2 separate regions of the Homo sapiens genome follow, and region 2 is linked to region 1. The links are chromatin loops, found by intact Hi-C in ENCODE. Cell type or tissue: Calu3. All regions are shown on one strand. Links, peaks and the distances in the headings refer to the core of each region. The heading gives the core; the rest is flanking DNA.

Region 1 (4,414 bases), core at 212-4,211:
TTACCATACACTTTGAAGAACTTCAAGTCTAATCCTTTTTTTTTTTTTTTTTTTTTGAGATGGATTCTGCTCTGTCGCCCAGGCTGGATTGCAGCGGTGTGATCTCGGCTCACGGCAACCTCTGCCTCCTGGTTTCAAGCAATTCTCATGCTTCAGCTTCCTGGGTAGCTGGGATTACAGGCGCGCGCCACCATGTCTGGCTCATTTTTTTTTTTTTTTTTTTTTGTATTTTTAGTAGGGACGGGATTTCGCCATGTTGTCCAGGCTGGCCTTGAACTCCTAGCCTCAAGTGATCTGCCCTCCCAAATGCTGGGATTACAGGCATGAGCCACTGTGCCTGGCCCAAGTCTAATCTTTTTCATCCAAGATTCCATATCTCCAAAAATTGGGCACCAATTTACTTTCCCACTTTTTTCCTTCCAACAAGTCTGGGTAATTCCCATGGGATTGTCAGCCTGTTCTTGTCTGCATTTTTTGTTTGTTCATTAGTTCATCTGTTTATTAACGTTTTGAGTACCTATTATAAAGCTAATGTAAAGCTTGGTGCTCTGGGGTGATATGAACAAAATGCAAAAATTAGTTTGCGCTGTTCTGAAGCTTAGAATTAATCACCTCTTCTCTGCGACCCTGAAGTACTTTGTACATGCTCTGGTGCAGCTTTTTCATACACTGTTAATGGGTTAATCACCCATATATGGTAAATCTCCAGCACCTGGTAAAATAAGTGACTTATATTAGACATCTGTATACTTTGTAAACATATAGTTTATACAGAGAAACATGACATCTACACATGTAATACACATATAATAATACTATCAATACAAGTTATAGTTAGGAGACAAAGTGAGTTGTATTAACAGGAAATACTATAACAGTGCTAAGAAAAGGAAAAACCAAATAATTCCTTTGTTCATGCTGTATTTTCATCATTAAATGTCCTTCCTCATCTGTGTTCTATTCCATACCCAGCTGAATACTTCTTCTGTGATGTCACCCAAGACTACAGCTCTTATCACGTCTTGATGAATTAAATCTCTTTTTGCAACAACTTATCAAGTATACATGAATCCTCAATAAAATTATAAAACTTTCGGGCAGTCACTGGTAACATTTGCCTCTATGTCTCTTACAGTATCTTGTAAAAAACAGATCCTCAGAAATTATGGGATGATTTTGTTTGCCAGATGCATGGAATGAGCTACTTTAAATTTCACATAAAATTCTAAAGTAGACTCTTATGAATAAAATATTGAATGTAATGCATACATGCTATTTTAACTACTTGTATCTGTGTAATGCTTTACAGTATATAAATGTTTTATATACATTTTACTGCTGGATATTTTAAAATTTGTTATTCATGTTTATAATCTTTGTTTTACAGATGATTATAATCAGGTTAATTTAAGTCAAAGTAACTTGCCCCTGGTTTCACTAATAAATAGCCAAGTTAGATTTGAATTTAGGTCTTCTCAAACCAAATCTCTTGTTTTCTAATAATATTATATAGTGTACTAAATGTCCACATTAATTTAATTATAGAATACGAAAGCGATTAGATTCTGCTTAAGTGGTAACTGACACAAACATCATAAAAAGTAATAGGTTGTTATTAAAAAACAAGTTATTAGCAAAAGGCAAAATTTAGAAAAATTAGAAAAAGTCATGAATACACTGTGATTATATCAGGGCTAATTTCATTACCTCACACAAAAACAGTTAATTTACAAAGATAGGTTGCTAAAACCTCAGGGTTTTTTTTTTTTTTTTTTTGACAAATTGAAATTTTTAATGTAGACTTCTGCAAGACACTACTAGAAAAAAATATATATAATGAACATTAAAAAATTTAATTCTCAGAAAAGGATGAAAAACACTGATTTATAAGAAAAGAAAAAGGAGGCCTTAAACTCGGGAAAATTAAAATGGCAGTAAATTGAATGGAAGAAAACGAGTCTTTAAGGAGTGATCTAGTGCTGTGTCTCACAGGAATATGGAAAAGAGATCACCAACTTGTAGTTTCTATTACTCTATGTTTATTTGTTATTCATTTTTTTCTACATTAAGTAGCTTTTTTTTATTTTTAGTTTTTAGTTTCAAAATGTGTAGTATTTTATGTTTGGTGATTTTACAGCTAATGTTGCATTTCACTGAAGCTTGGTCAGTGGTATACTGCCCATATCCACAAGGTGTCATTATAACATTGTATTTGGTTTGAAACCTTTCTTGCATTTTTCACTCATTTGTTTTCGCATTTACAGTAAGCTTCAACAAGGACATTTCACAGTGGGTGCCACTGGAGGATGCTAGTTGCTCTGAGGGAAATTGCTAAGGCTAGAGGAGTTTTGAAAAAAGCTGAAGGCTGGACCAATGAAGCTACTGATGGGCAACACTGACCAGAACTGGAACAATTGGAAGCAATGTTGTTTTCCTCTTTTCTCACCTTTCACTCCCATTATGTAACCCTAGTAACAAAACACAATAGGCAGTTAGTGGGCAAGGGAGTCTGGGAAAGATATTCCGCAGAGTCCCAGCACAGAGCAGAGTAGAACAGAGTAGGATTGGAGCTGAGAGATAGTAAGTAAATAGGCAGCAGAAATATGTCAAGCAACAATACCCCATGTAAGTAGAAGGGGATGGTGGTTGGAATCCTTGTATTATTTAGAAGGAGAGTAAAAATGTTGATTCTCTTTAAAATTCAAAAAAGTTAAATATGCATATTACAATTTCTAGGGTACCTACTATAAAGACCAAAATAAACTTTCAAAGCAGAAACAGGAAACAAAAATGGGATGAGGGGAAATAGTCCATTAATCCAAGAAAAGGCAAGAAAGGGGAAATTATTATTATAAAGCAACATAAAATGAGATATGTGAAATAAATCCAAATATATTAGTAATCACAATCAATTTAAATGGATTGAACTTTCCGGTTAAAATAGATTTGATTTATCAAAACAACATAATACAGGCATAAAAAGACATACGAACCAATGGAACAAGATAGAGAGCCTAGAATTAAATCCACACATTTACAGTTAGTTGATTTTCAACAAAGATGCCAAGAATGTATAATGGGAAAAGGATAGTCTCTGTGTGAAATGATATGTAACCTTTAGTGTCTTCTATCCTTGATGCACATGCTATTTAGAAATCTGGAAAGCAGTTGGAAATGGAATCATTTATGTCAAGTATAAACATTGATATGATCTTTAGCTTAATTAAAACCACAGGAACAGACCTGAAAAAATAATCAAATTTCCAAGCAGGTACTTGGAAAGTCTATCCTGAGATATCTGATTGATTAGACATCCTGCAAGCAGCAAAGCCTTTCTGTAGCTATCTCTCAGAAGCTAATGCTTTTATGTTAGTCACATATGCAATTTCCTCCCGCAGGCTATTTATGAGTTTTTATTTTTATTTTCTAATGGAAAAAATTATTCAACTACATAAACATAGTTAGCATTAAAAATTATTTTAAATCATATATGAAGAATTTCATTTGTATATTTCTAACATTTGGGTAACCTGTTAGTATAGATTTTATTTCCTTTCTACCTTTGTCCTCCTAAATCAGAGAAACAACTTATTTTATCCTGTATTTCAAAGCAGATCAATGACTGAATTCTATAAATACTTCAGAATTATGTTATGTGTGTGTCTGTGTATGTGTGTATACCCTTATATATACACACATGCATATATCTACATTTATTTCTTTATTCAACTAATATTTACAAGCATGGACTATGTGTAGAATAGTCTTAGAGGTACAGGGAGGGCATAGGATAGACAAGACAAAGTTATTGTTCACTGTGTACCTTCATTTATTTTGTATATTCTTCCATATATTTTTAGGTATCCTTTTAACTCTTTAGGCCCCTTTATAGCTCTAAATATTTCCATCTATTATACATACATGTGTAGTTTGTTTCTCTATTCCTGTCATGAAGACATCCTATCATTAGTAATGTAATTAATATACATTTGGTGCTTTTTAAAGAAACAATTGACACAAAATAATTGTACATATTTGTGTACATAAGATACAAATACGTACATAAATATGTGTACATATTTGGTACTATGTGATGTTTTGATACACATATACATTGTGTGATTATCAAATCAGGGTAATTAGCATATCCATCATCACAAACATTTATCATTTTTTTGTAGTAAGAACATTCAAAATGTTCTTTCTAGCTATTTTGAAATATTCAATACATTATTGTTAACTATATTCACTCTACTGTGCAATAAGACAATAGAACTCATTCTTCCTATCTATTTGTAACTTTATACCCATTGACCGATCCTCCCTATTTCCCCTCCACTTTCTCCTTTCCCCACTTGCTGGTAACCACTGGTCTATTCACTGCTTTTATGAGATGAACTTTTTAGATTCTACT
Region 2 (4,414 bases), core at 316-4,315, 590 kb after region 1:
GGGAAGCAAAACAAAACAATACTGGCACAGAAATCAACCTTCTCCCATAATAATGTCCTTAGGAACAGGCCTGATAGCCACATTGAAAAAAGCATAGTTGCACCATATCTGATGTAGCCATTTCTTGCACTATGAACTCTGAGGAATTTAGGCTGGACCATCGATTTGAAAATACATCAGTGTCAGTGCAGTGAGGCCAGGGCAGTTTGAATGGTCGTCTTCATGCTAAAATCTGATTGTTTTTATTGAATGCTTTTATTTTTTAACCTGTTGTAAATTTATATTTGCATAATATAAATTTGCAATTTAATATTTTATATCCTCTTTCAATATTTCCTTTCTGCTTTTTTTTTTTGCTATTCTATCTTCCGCTTAAAAAAAAGTAAGTATTGTTGACATTAATCAGTTTCAAGGATGATAGGAAAAAGAGGTTTGTTTTTCTAACTAGTTATCTCCCCTTTCTAACTTCAGAATATTTGAGGATGCAATCTCACCTCTGTTATTTACTGTGAGAATTTGAGGAAATTACTTAACTTTTCTGATTCTATTTTTCTAATCCGTAAAATGGGATGAAAACTGCTGTCTTGTAAGGCAGTAGTGAGGGTTAACAGGTTCTTTAGCTCTTACAAAAAAGTCAAGTGATTACATGTATCTGACATGTTGCTAGGGAGTTACAATATTAAGATGAAGAAGGTAGAAAGTCAGGGACTTGGCCCTCAATAAATTTTAGGACCAGTAAAAGATAGGAAAATTTAGAGTCTGCGAGTTTGAAAGAGACTGGTTCTAGAAGAGCAATTCATTATTTCTGCTAATAATATAATGCAAAAAATCAGTTGCCATCATATTTGAATGTTTGTTTTATTATTAACTTAATGGAGAGCCTTAAGTCTATTGACCTCATGTGAGAAAGCCAAGCTTCTCAAATAATTTGATTGCATCTCTGTGAATTTATTTCACTAGGGTGAGGAAATTGAGAACCAGAGACTTGGGGTGATTTTCTTAAGGCTTTAGTGACAAGATCAAGGCTAGGTCCAAATTTCCAGTAGATTTATGTAACTTAGTGCATTTTTATACTTATGCCAAAATTACTTATTTTCTTTTTATCAGAAACACTATTCAGAAAATGAGATCAGATGTTTTTTCAGGTAGAGTACAATTAAAAAAAGAAAAAACAATTACAGAGAAAGCTCTTATCCAGAAATGGGGCTAGTTTTCAGCATCTATTTGGAATTTAAATGCATTCTAGTGAACTCCAAGCAGATTAGCCTGTATTTGAAATATAAGGTCAAGTGGGAGGTTATAATCAGAAAGAATTAGAACTCCAGAAATTAAAGTTACCTTGAGAGTAAATGGCTGTTCTATATGGAATTATTTTTTGTTAAAACAATTTTACACAAAATGCCTTTATAGGTAACTATTATTTTAACCAAATGTAATAATATACGAATGACATGAAGGAATGTAGGCTATATTGCGAATTATTTTTGAATTGTGACTGTTACAGCTATTATAACCAGGAGTGTAGCTAAAAACCTAGTATTATGTATTAAGACAATAAGCTGATCACACATATTAATTCGTGCTTTAGAATTCCAATATAGTCTATACAAGAAAAACTAGTCATCTCCAGTTGCTTAAAAGACAAGTAATTCTAATAATCTTGTGAATGCAGAATTGAAAACGCACATGATAATGGATAATGGAGTTAAAGTAATAGAAAGTTCTTGAAGAAACTTATGAACCCCTTCTGAGATTTACTTTATAATGATTTATAGATTATCTTGATTGGCGTGATGGTATTATGGGTTTTTATATTTGTCAAAATTTATTGAACTATACGCTCACTTTGTGTATATATTTTACTATATATATATATTATATCCCAATAAAGTAGTTTGAACAAAACATCACCTTAAGTTGAACGATGCTATATTGATGTCAGATGCTCTGTTTGCCAAACTATTTTTCGCCATTCAATCTCCTTGTTCTTTATACTTTGATACTTTGGTTGCTAGAAATGTAGCTCTTGGGAAAAAATAAAAATAATACATTCTTAATAAAAGTATGATGAAATACTCACTTGCAAAATGTCCAGAACAACATATGACAGAATTTTGACATCTATGAAAGGCACCAGCCCTCTTTGGATTTCTGCAGCATTTTCTTTTGTACAAGGAAATAATGCTCATATAGAAAAGACACTACTGAACTTTCAGAGGTCTCCTACGAACGGAACTGTAGTACTCATTGTATTTTAATCAATTGGAGTTTTATTCTATTTTTATATTACTTTAAAATTGGAGTTTACACATTGGTAATATTAACATTTTTTAGTGGTAATAAAATTACATGCTGCAAGGAAATCAGGATACAGTAGCATACTGCTTTAATTTTTAGAAGTTAGTGTGAACCCAAGATCATGAAATCACTTTTCTATCTCTGTTGCTGAAAGCTTCTGAAGCTGGCAATAGAAGTAGCTACACCTTCACATCACCAGTACTCCTGATTGCCCCCTTGTGTCGATATATTGAATTTTAATCCCCGTCAAAAAAGGGGAACCAGGCCTTCTTAGAGATCTCATTCTGTTGTTGGAGGAGAGATCATTCAGAATGAGCACAGAATTTTCTATTATTGCAAAAAGCAAAAAGTGTTTTTAAATATATCAAACCTATTCCTGAATGGACAAAGAACCCCACTGAAGAAGGCTATCACTGGCCAATGGATAAAAATGTAAGCTTAAATAAGCTTGAATTCAAATGAAAATAATTTGAATCTGTAAAAAGCCATGAGTTCAAAATATAATTTAAAGGAAAAGTTACAATAAAATTTGCAATGGTGTAGTTATGATGCCAAGAAAGGGTAACTTCGATAGTAGATATTTGCTTTTTATTTATTTTATCAACTATGTAGAATGTGTGTGTACAGGTATTCTATATATGCATATACATATATCCTTTTTCAGTGTTTAAGATTGTTTCATGTATATATAGTTATTAATTATAAGCAAAATGAAAGCAAATACCTAAAAGAAAAAGAAAATATAAATATTTGAGCTCATATAAGCTCTGCATATGCAGATTGTGTGCATGTATATGTGTTTGTGCATCTTTGTGTAGCTAGTCTATGGGAAAGAGTAAAGAGGATTAAATTTGAGTGAGCCAAACATTCTCTGTAAAGGTAAAAACAATTTATAAATGACAGGATGTTGTAGCAGATATTTTCTTACTAAACAATCCTGGTATATGATAACCACTTAGAAAGATACTGTATCAAAGGGACAGCCAAGGTATATACAAGGGATCAAGGTGATCCTTTGATCACCTCTGGCGGTCATACACATTAATTAGTTAACACCACGTTTTGAGATAATAGGTTAGCCAGGTTCCAAAAAGAAGAATTGTTGGGGCAGACTTGAACCTTCATTTTCTAGTAGATAAATTGCCTTGATTCTCATTCTGTTGAAGTTATAGATAAATTCCACAGAAGTTTTGAATCACAATAAGTGACTAGGTAACAACACAAGAATAATGAGGTAGCATTGATCATTTCAAAAGTAGAGATCACATGTTTTCTGGAAAAGATGTGAAAGGCTTGGACTTAAAAGTCCCATGGGGCAGCAAATCAAATCACTCTGGACTACACAAAGAATCACTTGGTAGTCAAGCAAGAACAACAATAACATTTACATTCAGATAGAGTTCTATTTTTAAATTAAGTAAAATTATTATCATTCTAGGAAGTTGCTAAACGAAGTATCTACTTCAAATACTTACCCTTTAGAGGGCATAATACTAGAAATAATAAATTATAAATATATAAAAATGTATAAATGCACAAATGAGTAAATGAATGTTGATCAACATTCTACTGAATACTTGAGGGTCTCTATGCAGATTTCCAGAGCATGCTATCTCTCTCTCTCTCTATGCAATTCGCTCTTTCCCAGTATTCTGTCCTGCAAACACTTGCCACCTGGATTCCAAGTCTCCTCACCTTTGGAAGTCCATCAGCCTTATTCAGAGGAGTGAACAGGGGGCCGATGTAGGAATCACTTCATTTATTTCCTGTCTGACAAGGAACTCTGTTCTTTGTTGGCTGATGTCCAGTGTTTTGAAAAACCTTGATTAATAGTTTTTGGTTTTTCTTTTGTTTGTTTCAGGGAGGGCAAAACTATTTTCTGTTAGTTCTTCTTTGCCACAAGCCAGAAAGGACATATATGTTTACTATTATTGTAACAAAATAGGAAGTCCTCATAAAGTTTTTCTGCTGCATATCAAAATAAGATGGTTGCCCCCAAAAAAGCACTTGTCCAATTGATTGAGTTGAGAGCTAAACAATCCCCTTTCTTCATGGTACACAATATATTTTTTTTTGTAAAGAGTAACTGACAGACAAATTATGGTTATTCATGCTT

Evidence for each region. Peaks named below come from ENCODE experiments on the same cell type or tissue, not always from the same donor. Only the 100,000 strongest peaks of a DNase experiment are listed, where the experiment ranks them.
Region 2: it touches region 1 in a loop (5-fold over the local background); 17 of 110 quality-filtered maps call a loop at or near these places.

What each region holds. Positions count from the first base shown.
Region 1 is chr7:88,241,253-88,245,666 of GRCh38, forward strand. No RefSeq gene overlaps it. Among named protein-coding and RNA genes, the nearest start is that of SRI, 23 kb to the left of the region's middle. In Calu3, for the core only: a CTCF peak has its summit at 2,258; a DNase peak (open chromatin) is centred at 2,309.
Region 2 is chr7:88,832,803-88,837,216 of GRCh38, forward strand. All of the region lies in intron 1 of ZNF804B (zinc finger protein 804B), which reads left to right. Among named protein-coding and RNA genes, the nearest start is that of TEX47, 39 kb to the left of the region's middle. In Calu3, for the core only: no CTCF peak of the experiment used is centred there; a DNase peak (open chromatin) is centred at 2,539.